Linked DNA regions of Homo sapiens: region 2 is linked to region 1. A link is a loop called in an ENCODE intact Hi-C map of the cell type or tissue named here. Cell type or tissue: gastrocnemius medialis. All regions are shown on one strand. Each heading gives the region's core, and the rest is flanking DNA. Links, peaks and the distances in the headings are about the cores only. Region 1 overlaps NISCH (nischarin). Region 2 overlaps PBRM1 (polybromo 1).

Region 1 (5,377 bases), core at 210-5,209:
CTGAGGCAGGAGAATGGCGTGAACCCGGGAGGCAGAGCTTGCAGTGAGCCAAGATCGCGCCACTGCACTCCAGCCTGGGTGACAGAGCAAAACTCTGTCTCAAAAAACAACAACAACAACAACAAAAAACAAAACTTAGCGGGGCATGGTGGCAGGCACCTGTAATCCCAGCTACTTGGGAGGCTGAGGTAGGAGAATCGCTTGACCCCAGGAGGTAGAGGTTGCAGGGAGCTGAGATCATACCACTGTACTCCAGTCTGGGCCACAGAGCAAGACTCTAGCTCAAAACAAAAACAAAACAACACAAAAACACCAATGACATTTTTTATTTTTTGGGGAAAGAAGCCAAGTTCCTTAAAATGTCCTGTTAACAACACGAACTTTTTATGCAGATGTGAACTAAAGTGTCCCAGGGGCTGTCAAGTGCTGGGAGGCCCCCCATGAGTGTCTGCCTACCCCACAGAAGGTCCAGCCTCTGAATACTGATAGACATAGCAGTGTCCTCACCCATCCTTAGTGGTGGAGACCACAGCCCAGGACCCTGATCCACAGACATTGCCCCAGGCAGGATATAGGTGAAGCTTACCTTCATCGAGGTTGCTGAGAAGCGGACACTCAGCGTGGCTAAGGTGGGCTTCGATGCGACCAGCCCTCTGATGTGCTTAGCATCACAGTGACTTATCTGGAACAAAGAACAGCTGCATCTCAGAAACAGAATCCTTGCTCCGTCAGAAGTCCCCAGATGCAGGTGTTTCCTACCCCCATACAAAAGCACAATGACAGGCAACCCAAATCCTCAGAGATGGGAGGCCACTCAAGACCAAAGTGTCTCTTTTTCCCAGTGTCAGTGCCGACCAAACATTCCCTGAAGTATCTAGTAAGAAAGGTGCCTGGCCCCTCAGACTCACAATGGACCACAAATTCCATTTCCTCTGTAAGGGCTGCCTGGGGCTTGGCAGGTGAACATAAAGTGTGGGTCATGGAAACTGCTGGGGAGAACAAGGGGCCTCCACAGCACAGCGAGTGGGGTGGATCCTCCTGTTCACCCAGCCCCCACTCCATGGAACTGAGCTGTCTTGTGGTGAGGAGGGGCAGGCCACAGGTCAAAGCACACTCCCCAAGCCACCTGCCCAAGCACACCCAAGACCCAGATCCAGAGCCTCAGCCTGCTTGGCAGGGCTGGGTCGGGTTTCCCCTTCACTTCCCTGTCCTCAATCGGCAGCAGGGCACACCACAAGTTTCCCTAGACCACTGTAGACGGAACAGCCCAGTGCACAGCAGAGGCTCTGGAGGCAGTCTCAGCTGAATTCAAATCCCAGGTTTCCGCTCATTAACTGTGTGGCCCTGGCCAAACTTCCTTATCTGCCCAAGCCTCAGTTTCCCCAACTGTAAAATGGAAATAAAAGTGCCCTCTTCACGGGGCTGTTGGGAAGATTCAATCAAGGAGACATGGGGCCACAGGGCAGAACACAAAAGCCATGCTCAAAAAATTATGCTTTAAAACTTTTTTTGTATTCATTACTGACTTTTCTTTTCAAAAATGCTAAAATTGGCATCGCAAACCAAAGAGTCCAGTAGTGACAGATGCAGAGTGTTTCTTGTGTGGGTGCCCCAGAGGGCAGGGCATCTTCAAAGCTCTTTGCCAATCGGCCTTGGGAAATACAGACTTGTATTTAGTTCTGTCTGACCCCCAGGATGACTTCCCAGGACTTGAACTTGAGGTACACATGCCCCCTGCCCCTATGAGGAGTCCTAGAATGAGCCAGGTGCTGGTGCTCCACCCTGGCTAACCGCCCCTGCAGCTCACGCCAGGGAAGGTGTGTGCAGACCAGCCAGGGACAGGAGAGGCCTCTCTTTCTCCGCCTTCAGAGGGCCTGGTCACCTACGCAGAACCTGTCACATACTGCCAAACACGAAAGCACAGCACCTTATGATTAAATTAGGACACCCAACATCACAAACACTCTCTAGCCTCTGAGTTGGGAGCGAGAGGATGCTGTGCAGCGCTGGGCCTTACCTCCACCTGATGCAGGGACTTGAATATTGATAGGTCGAACGGCAGGAGCTGCTCCTGAATGTTGCTGGTCCCAAAAGGTCCTTCTGTGCCAGAAACCTGAAGCCAAAGATAAGGCTTAAATTGGGAACAGTGTCGCATGCCCATCGGGGAGTGCTGCAGCAGCTGACAAGTTGAAGACAACTTTGACCACTTCTGTCTTCAACAAAGCAGGCTCAGGCCAGGACTTAATTTAACGGGACACTGGGTCACGACCGCCCCCTGGTGCCCACAGCCAGAAGCATAGTGCCAAGAATAACCGGGCGGCCTTCCTTCCACCAACAGTCCCCCATGGTCTCCTTCACACAAACTGCCAGCCAGTCCCCCGCAGGTTGCACCCCCACCGACTGCGGGGCTCTCCATGACTGAGCTGCTGCAGCTTTACCTTAAGGTACTTAAGGCGACAGGTGAAGTCCAGGATGTGCCCGAGGTCGGTCTTGGCATCCCCACTGGCGCACGTGGGCTTTCCCTGCTGCAGCTGCTCCGTGACGGCATACAGCTGCAGGGGTCCAATGGCAAAGACCTCGCCGGCCCCCAGGAGCTGTTCTCCTGCAAGAGCCATGCCCTGAAGGATAAGTGTCCAGCCGCAGCCCCAGCCCTCGTGCAGCCAGGATTTCCACCTTTTCTGTCAACAAGCAGTTGGCAAGCACCCACTGTGTCAGGGCAAAGCCAGCGCCCTGGGCATGCAGGAGCTGCTGCCCTCCTGGGTGCCTGCTAGGCACAGGGCAACCCTAGACATGTGATGACAGAGGAGGGCAGGGCTGTGGGGCTGTGAGGCTGGGGAGCCACTGAGGGAGGAGTGAGGCCGAGTCGAGACCAAAGGCACTGGGCCAGAGTGAGGCTGCGGAGAGGGACAGCATTCTGGGTGACACACCTATGCTGCAACCTCCGAAATGCAAACACCCAGGTCAGGCGCAGGCCTATGGTGCCAGCGTGGTGCAGAGCCTGGAAGCAGGATGGGTTCTGAGCCCAACTGACTGCTGCTTGGTCCTCGCTCCACTCCTCCCAGCCATGTGCCCTCAGGCTGGTGACTGGGCCGCTGACCCCGTATCCTTCCCTATACCTGTGGCTCCTGGGGGAAGGCAGTAAGATGCAAACAGGAAGCATTCATCACACATGAGCTACTATAACTGTGCTCTCTGGCAGGGATGGGACCCAGGGTCAGCTTCTATCTGCCATCTGAGCCCTTTCAGGTAAGCACAAACCAGGTGCGAGGGAGCAGTGTGCTACCCACCTTCCAGCACCCACCACAGCGCTTTGGAACACAGCCCAAGTCTGGGCTGAGCCCCTGACATGGTACTCAAGAGTACTGAAGGACCACAGCTCCTCAGACCTGGCCACCTACAGGGGAGGTAGGTGGGCTCCAGAGTGACTTCTATGCCATCCTGTGCCTCTGGCCGCCTCATAAAACTACACAACTTATGCTCAGTATTTCAGGGACATGTGGCCACATACCTTTCTCAAAGAGCTCTTCAGCCAGTGCCGCGGTGATGCCATTTATCTCCTGCAGAGAACACAAAATTTGCCCTTAGAAAGTCCACCTGACCCCAGTCCCTGGGGTCACATTCCCCGCTATCTATCCCCTCTGTTGTGCCAGTGCCATCTCTCTAGGAAGTTAAACTAAAGAAAGGAGGGCATAAACCTACAATGAAGCAAGAAGCTTAGAAAGGGAAACTAAGTATTCTAGTTATGTGGATACCTGAAATGTCTCCTCCAAAGCAGAAGGGAAATCAGCCTAATGCTGCGACTCCAGTCCATAGGGCCAAGGGCACTGTAGCCCAGGAGGCCAGCAGAGCTGCATTACTCTAAGGGCTTTTGGGAAGCCAGCAGCTCCCAAAACTGGCTCTGGGTGTTCCTAGGAGAGGGTGTGGCAGAGAGAAAAGTCCTGTTTTTTCTGGAAGAGAGGCTCTTATCACCCTGGTGGGATGAAGGACCACCCAGAGCTAACCCTCCCTGGGAATGACCATTTCCACTTCCTCTCACGTTTCAAATGTGTCTCAGGAAAAGAGTGAACACTTGTTTTCTTCTTGTGTTCATCCCTTCCAGATTCACAACAGTAACACTCAGCCCCAGGGTCCCAAGAAAGAAGCGGGAAGGATTTCCTTTTTAAATGATGTGATGAAGGGCAGGACAAGGCCAAGCCCCCAGTCATACAAACAACACGCTTGGATCCTAATTCATACTGGGTCATGCCCTGAGCCACTGAAGGCTCCTGAATCCTCCCAACATCCTACAAGAGGAAAAGCGATAACTGCTTTTTTTTTTTTTTTTTTTAAATAGAGACAGGGTCTTGCTCTGTCACTCAGGCTGGAGTGCAATGGTATGACCATAGCTCACTGCAGCTTGGAACTCCTGGGCCCAAGTAATCCTCCTGCCTCAACCTCCCAAGTAGCTGGGACTATAGGTGTGCATCAGCACAACCTGCTTTTTTTTTTTTTTTTCTTTTTTGAGACGGAGTCTTGCTCTGTTGCCCAGGCTAGAGTGCAGTGGTGTAATCTCGGCTCACCGCCACCTCTGCCTCCCAGGTTCAAGAGATTCTCCTGCCTCAGCCTCCCAAGTAGTTGGTAGTACAGGCATGTGCCAAGATGCCCAGCTAATTCCTGCATTTTTAGTAGAGACAGGGTTTCACCATGTTGGCCAGGCTGATCTCAAACTCCTGTCCTCAAGTTATCCACCCTGCCTCAGCCACCCAAAGTGCCAGGATTACAGGCATGAGCCACTGCCCCTAGCCAACCAACTAATTTTTAAGAAAATATTTTGTAGAGACAGGGTCTCACTATGTTGCCCAGGGTGGTCTTGAACTTCTGGCCTCAAGAGATCCCCCCACCTCGGCCTCCCAAGTTGTTGGGATTGCAGGTGTGAACCACTGCACCCAGCAACGGAAGCTTCTATCTTGAGCTCCGTTTCACAAATGAACAACCTGAGGTGGACAAGCGCCGACACCCTCAATTTTACATGGCTAAAAACCAGCAAAGCCACACTCAAGCCCTTGGCCTTGGGCCTCTGCATATGAAACCCGTTGCCTCAGCAGTTCAGTGTAATAACTGTGGGGTTGGCAGTGCCCCCAAGGCCCTCAGCCCCCCACCCCCACATCCCACAGGTAGGAATTTTAACTCATCGACAGATGGCAGCCAACAGGCCTTTTCGTAAACAGCTCCAGATGGAGGCTGCATAATCCTCATAACTCACAGGAACATTGGGAACATCGCTTCCACCAGGACAAGCAATTCACGTGTTTATGGGATTCTAAAGACACAGGAGACAGGGTGTCCTTTTCCTGTTTTTCTCTTGGGTTGTTTGTCTCTTTCTTATCTTTTATACACT
Region 2 (5,377 bases), core at 64-5,063, 140 kb before region 1:
ATAATGCCTGTACATACAATGAGCCGGAGTCTTTGATCTACAAAGATGCTCTTGTTCTACACAAAGTCCTGCTTGAAACACGCAGAGACCTGGAGGGAGATGAGGACTCTCATGTCCCAAATGTGACTTTGCTGATTCAAGAGCTTATCCACAATCTTTTTGTGTCAGTCATGAGTCATCAGGATGATGAGGGAAGATGCTACAGCGATTCTTTAGCAGAAATTCCTGCTGTGGATCCCAACTTTCCTAACAAACCACCCCTTACATTTGACATAATTAGGAAGAATGTTGAAAATAATCGCTACCGTCGGCTTGATTTATTTCAAGAGCATATGTTTGAAGTATTGGAACGAGCAAGAAGGATGAATCGGTATGTTTTCAAAGCCATTTTTATTTTGAGGATATGTGCTATTTAATACAAAACAGATGAAAGAATATTGCTTTGATGTACTATTTCCACTTACATACATGATTTGTAGTTGGTAGCATGCTATTCTGAATTCTAATCAGCCAGAACTTCTTAAGAGTGAGTATATTCTGTGGGGGAGAGAAGGCACACCACTAAGTCATCTAGTTTAAGGCCAGTGAGGAGGAAGACAAAATTGAAAATCTCTTGAAAAGCATAAACTTAAAATACAGCCTTTCATAGAATGTGTTTTTTAAAAAGATAAATGTTTCTAATTGGAAATAGTAACAGCGTTTTTCTTTTAAGGTTTGGCTTCAGTGCACGAATGCTTTAAATAAAATAGCTCTAAGGTGTTGTCCTGAGGTTAGACTGATAGAAATTTGATCACCATTTTAAGTACCTCAGAGGGTTTCTTTTTTTTTTTTAATCTCAGGTTTCTCACCTTAAGAGCTTGCTGAAGACATTAAATGTTCTAAAAGAAGCAATCAAATTTAGATTTACTTTAAACTTAAATTTCCTTCTAATTTTTATCTGTGATATATCGTTGCTACATGTCAATAGCAGACTTGACTATTAAATTCAGCAATTACAGTGTATTTTATATGTGCACTTAGAGACAGTTGGAAAAATATAAAAAAAAAAAAGATACAAACCTTACCTTCCTGGAGCTTACAGCCTATCATGTTTAGAACTAGACCTTCAGGCAGTGTAATGCCAGCTGGGGAATCTATGAAATCAGAATTTGCTCTGAACCTTTAAAGAAAAGCAAGTAGTAATGTTTGCTTTCAGTGTCTTTGCAAATAAAAGAAAAAAAACATAGTAACATTTGCTGCTTGTGTTAAGCACCAGCTCTTCGTAAAGCACCATGCTAAGCACTTTATGAAGGCAATCTCTAACCCTTATGATAGCCATTCTAGATAAGTGATAATCTTTTCAGTTTGCATGTGAAAGAATTAGAGGCATAGGCAGAGAAAAGTTACCCATAGTCTTACAACTAGTAAATGATGTGACTTGTCTTGCTCTCCACTGCAGAGGGCTACTCCTGAGCCAGTTACCAGGACAAGTCATGGAGCACGGCCATAGATGATAAGCCTTGAGCTCTGTGCTCTAAAAGCTTGAAGTCTGATGGATGGGCCAGGACTTACGCTTAAGGGAAAAATAATTCCACACATGAGACAACATGCCACAACCTTATATTTAGTAAAGATGGTGATGTAAGGAACTCTGTGGGCCACAGTTCTCCTTAAAAGGCATGGGATGATAGGTAGGGTTCAAATGAATAGGCCAGAGGATATTTCAAATAAGATGAATGTTATGAGCAAAGAAATGGAGTTAGGAAATGAATATGATATGTTTAAGAGACAGGGATAGAGTTGGGGCCAGTTTGGTGAGGCCCATGTGTGACACTTTTAAGAAATGGTCCTTAATAATATGGTTCTTCAGCAATTGAGTAGAAATAAAGAGAAGGATGGAGGGACATCTTGCAGTCAAAAACTCTTGGAGTTACTCATTTATTCAACACATATTTATTGAGAGGCTACTTAATGAGCATATTCTAGATGCATGTAATACACCAGTGGGCAAAACAAACTCTGCTTTCATGTAGCTTAGACTTCTTTCTGTTCTTGTTCTTGGCTTAAGTAGTCCTTAAGTCTAATACCCCTCCCTTCCTCTCCTCCCTGCTTAGCCCCATTACATCTTGGTGTTAGTTCTGTGAGTCTTTCAATGAGTATTTGTCTTCTAGATTATTAGGAACTTCGTTTATGTCTTATAGATGAAATGTTTATTTTAAGAATTAAGATTTGTATCTCTAGGAAATTAGCTCTTTTCATTCTCCCATTGTTGACATGGTTGTTTTTTGCTTTTGAGGCCTGGAAGATAGAGTCCAAGGTGTATTTTTATGAGATAGTGATGCACACAGTTTTACCCTCATGCCCAGAGCTTTGTTGAAAAACAAAAGGGATCCCTGGTAATTTAGTAGTTAGGAAAAATTTTTTAAAGAAAAACATACGGGGAGCCATTCTTAACTTTGTGAACAAAGATAGTATTGTGATTGCTTATAGTACTTATTAAGAATAAGTACTTAATAAGAATTGATGGAGATGCATCAATTTAGTGAATGATAAACTATGCCTTTATCTACTATATTATCAGTAACAAAGCTAGGCATCCCAGAAATATTAGTTCATAAATTCAATGAAGTCTACATACCGTAGATTTCCATGTTGATCTCTAAGAGTCTTCATGCTTCATCACCATTTACCCCTACCCCTACCCACCACTGCTACCCAACATCACCTAGGACTTCACAGGCTAAAATAGAAGGAATCTGAACAGTGAGACGTAACAAGAGAAAAATTCACTCAGGTGACAATAGTTTGTCCATCAACAGTATTTAGTAACAGCACAGTGCTGACTCATGCCAGTTGGCTGCTGGCTTTCCTAAACTGCTGGCAGTATTCCCAGACTAAACACTCTGATCCCCTTGCAGGTAAAAGAGACCTGTGGGAAGATGAACAAGGGAAGCATTAAGAGCCTCCTGTATTCTTAATTATTTCCTTTTGCTGAATGTCTGCCTTATATAAAAAGATTACCAATTGAGGGGAATTTAGAGTTCTTTTTCCAGCTTGCGTTTATGTTCCTGCACATTCAATGAATACCTGACCTCGTAGACTAATAAATTCTTTATAATGCTTTGAATAAACAAAAGCATATACTAGGTGTTTAGTGACTCTTGTACAGAATGTTCATTTCTAAACCATGCGATATGATGGAATTATGATCTGCCCTTTTAGTATACCATGAAAGGTATTTACAAAAATTTTACAAAAATTTTTTACTTTTAATTTACAGAAATTTTCACTTTTTATACTTAAAATTGTACACTATTATAAAATGAACTTTAATTTCAAGTGAACAGAATTCAAATATCTTCATTCAGAAAACAAACATAAAATTATGTTTTAGGGGCCAGGTACAGTGGCTCACACCTGTAATCCCAGCACTTTTGGAGCCCAAGGTGGGAGGATGGCTTGCACTCAGGAGCTTGAGACCAGTCTGGACAATATAGCAAGACCTTCCTTAGCTCTACTTAAAATAAAATTTAAAAAATCAGCCAAGCTTGGTGACATATGCCTATAGTCCCAGCTACTCGAGAGGTTGAGGTGGGAGGATTGCTTGAGCCAGGAGATTGAGACTGTAGTGAGCCATGATCGTGCCACTGTACTCCAGCCTGGGCAGCAGAGTGAGACTGTGTCTCAAGAAGAAAAAAAAAGTGTTTCAGGGGTGTCTTCCCTTGGTAAGTTTTATTTTTATTGCTTTCCTACAAGTATTAGCATTTCTATGACCCCAAAAGATATTTAAAACCTTTCCAAGGCCGGACACAGTGGCTCACACCTGTAATCCCAGCACTTTGGGAGGCCACGGCGGGCGGATCACCTGAGGTCAGGAGTTCGAGACCAGCCTGGCCAACATGGTGAAGCCTCGTTTCTACTAAAAGTACAAAAATTAGCCAGGCATGGTGGTAGGTGCCTATAATCCCAGCTACTTGAGAGGCTGAGGCAGGAGAATCGCTTGAACCTGGGAGGCAGAGGTTGCAATGAGCTGAGACCGCACCACTGTACTCCAGCCTGGGCAACAAGAACGAAACTCCATCTCAAAAAAAAAAAAAAAAGAGACTTTCCGGAAACACCCATTTAGATTATTGATCGTGTCTTTTAATTGTTTGTCAGTTCACCTTTGCTGATGGGAGCAGCATTCTGGGGACCTCTCTGAAGTTTGATGCTCTAGTGGCATGTATCAGTAGGTGGCCTACTTGGCCACACTCCTCTGACCAGAATGTCTCTGTAACTGCTAAGACCTTTGTGGTTAGTTTTGTGAATAAGTTTTTAGACTCTGGTATTCTTAGTTAATAGAATTTGATTTATGCCAGCCAGGTGTGGTGGCTCACATCTGTAATTTAAGCACTTTGGAAGGCTGAAGAGGGAGGATCACTCGAGGCCAGGAGTTCGAGACCAGCCTGGGCAACACAGGGAGCACCCTGTTGCTACAAAAAATTTTAAAATTAGCCAGCCTGAGCCCAAGAAGTTGAGGCTATGGTGAGCTGTGATCACGCCACTGCACTCCAGTCTGGGTGACAGGGCAAGACCCAGCCTCAAAATAAAATGAAATAAAAACAATTGTATGTAAACCTTCCTCAGACCACAGTGGTACTAGAAACAGTAATAAAATTTCCTCCAGTCAAAATTCTAAAGTCTGAAGTTTATTTTGCCCACTCCCCACATTTTATTTATTTATTTATTTATTTATTTATTTATTTTGGGACAGAGTCTCACTCACTCTGTTGCCCAGACTAGAGTGCAGCGGCGCGATCTTGGCTCACTGCAACCTCCACCTCCCGGGTTCAAGTGATTGTCCTGCCTCAGCCTCCTGAGTAGCTGAGATTACATGTGTGCACCATCAGTTTTTGTATTTTCAGCAGAGACTGGGTTTCACCATTTTGGCCCACCTTGGCCTCCCAAAGTGCTGGGATTGTAGGTGTGAGCCACCACAACTGGCCTGTTTATTGATTTTTTTTTTTTTAACAGACAGGGTCTTGCTCTGTTGCCCAGAGTGGGAATGCAGCGGTGCCATCATAACTTACTGCACCCTTGAACTCCTGGGCTCAAGTGACCCTCCCGCCTCAGCTTCCCGGATAGCTAGGACTGCAAGTGTGTACCCCAATGCCAGGCTACTTTTTTGTTGAGACAGCGTCTTGCTGTGTTGCTTAGGCTGGTCTCAAACTCCTGGCCTTAAGCAGTCCTCCCGCCTCGGCCTCCCAAAGCATTGGGATTATAGGCATGAGCCACCATGCCTGGCCGCTTTATTTCATAAATGAGGAAGGAGACTCAGAAAAGTTCTGGGTATGACATACATAATCTTTTTTCCATCTTTCACTATGTTGCCTTTGCTGGTTCCCCAGAATTACACAGT

Evidence for each region. Hi-C counts contacts between places; a loop is a spot of excess contacts. Peaks named below come from ENCODE experiments on the same cell type or tissue, not always from the same donor. Only the 100,000 strongest peaks of a DNase experiment are listed, where the experiment ranks them.
Region 2: a loop joins it to region 1, with 6 times the contacts of the local background. A loop is called at or near these places in 3 of 110 quality-filtered maps.

Annotation. Positions count from the first base shown.
Region 1 is chr3:52,469,039-52,474,415 of GRCh38, reverse strand. It overlaps NISCH (nischarin), which reads right to left. Exons shown (of 21, transcript NM_007184.4): 4 at 3,509-3,557; 5 at 2,439-2,602; 6 at 2,018-2,113; 7 at 587-682. Among named protein-coding and RNA genes, the nearest start is that of NISCH, 16 kb to the right of the region's middle. RefSeq lists an enhancer at 2,682-3,182. In gastrocnemius medialis, for the core only: a CTCF peak has its summit at 2,284 (motif pointing left); DNase peaks (open chromatin) are centred at 2,275 and 2,735; H3K27ac peaks cover 3,550 bases.
Region 2 is chr3:52,604,306-52,609,682 of GRCh38, reverse strand. PBRM1 (polybromo 1) reads left to right here. Exons shown (of 32, transcript NM_001405607.1): 18 at 1-370. Among named protein-coding and RNA genes, the nearest start is that of UQCC5, 70 kb to the right of the region's middle. In gastrocnemius medialis, for the core only: no CTCF peak of the experiment used is centred there; a DNase peak (open chromatin) is centred at 2,832; H3K27ac peaks cover 3,697 bases.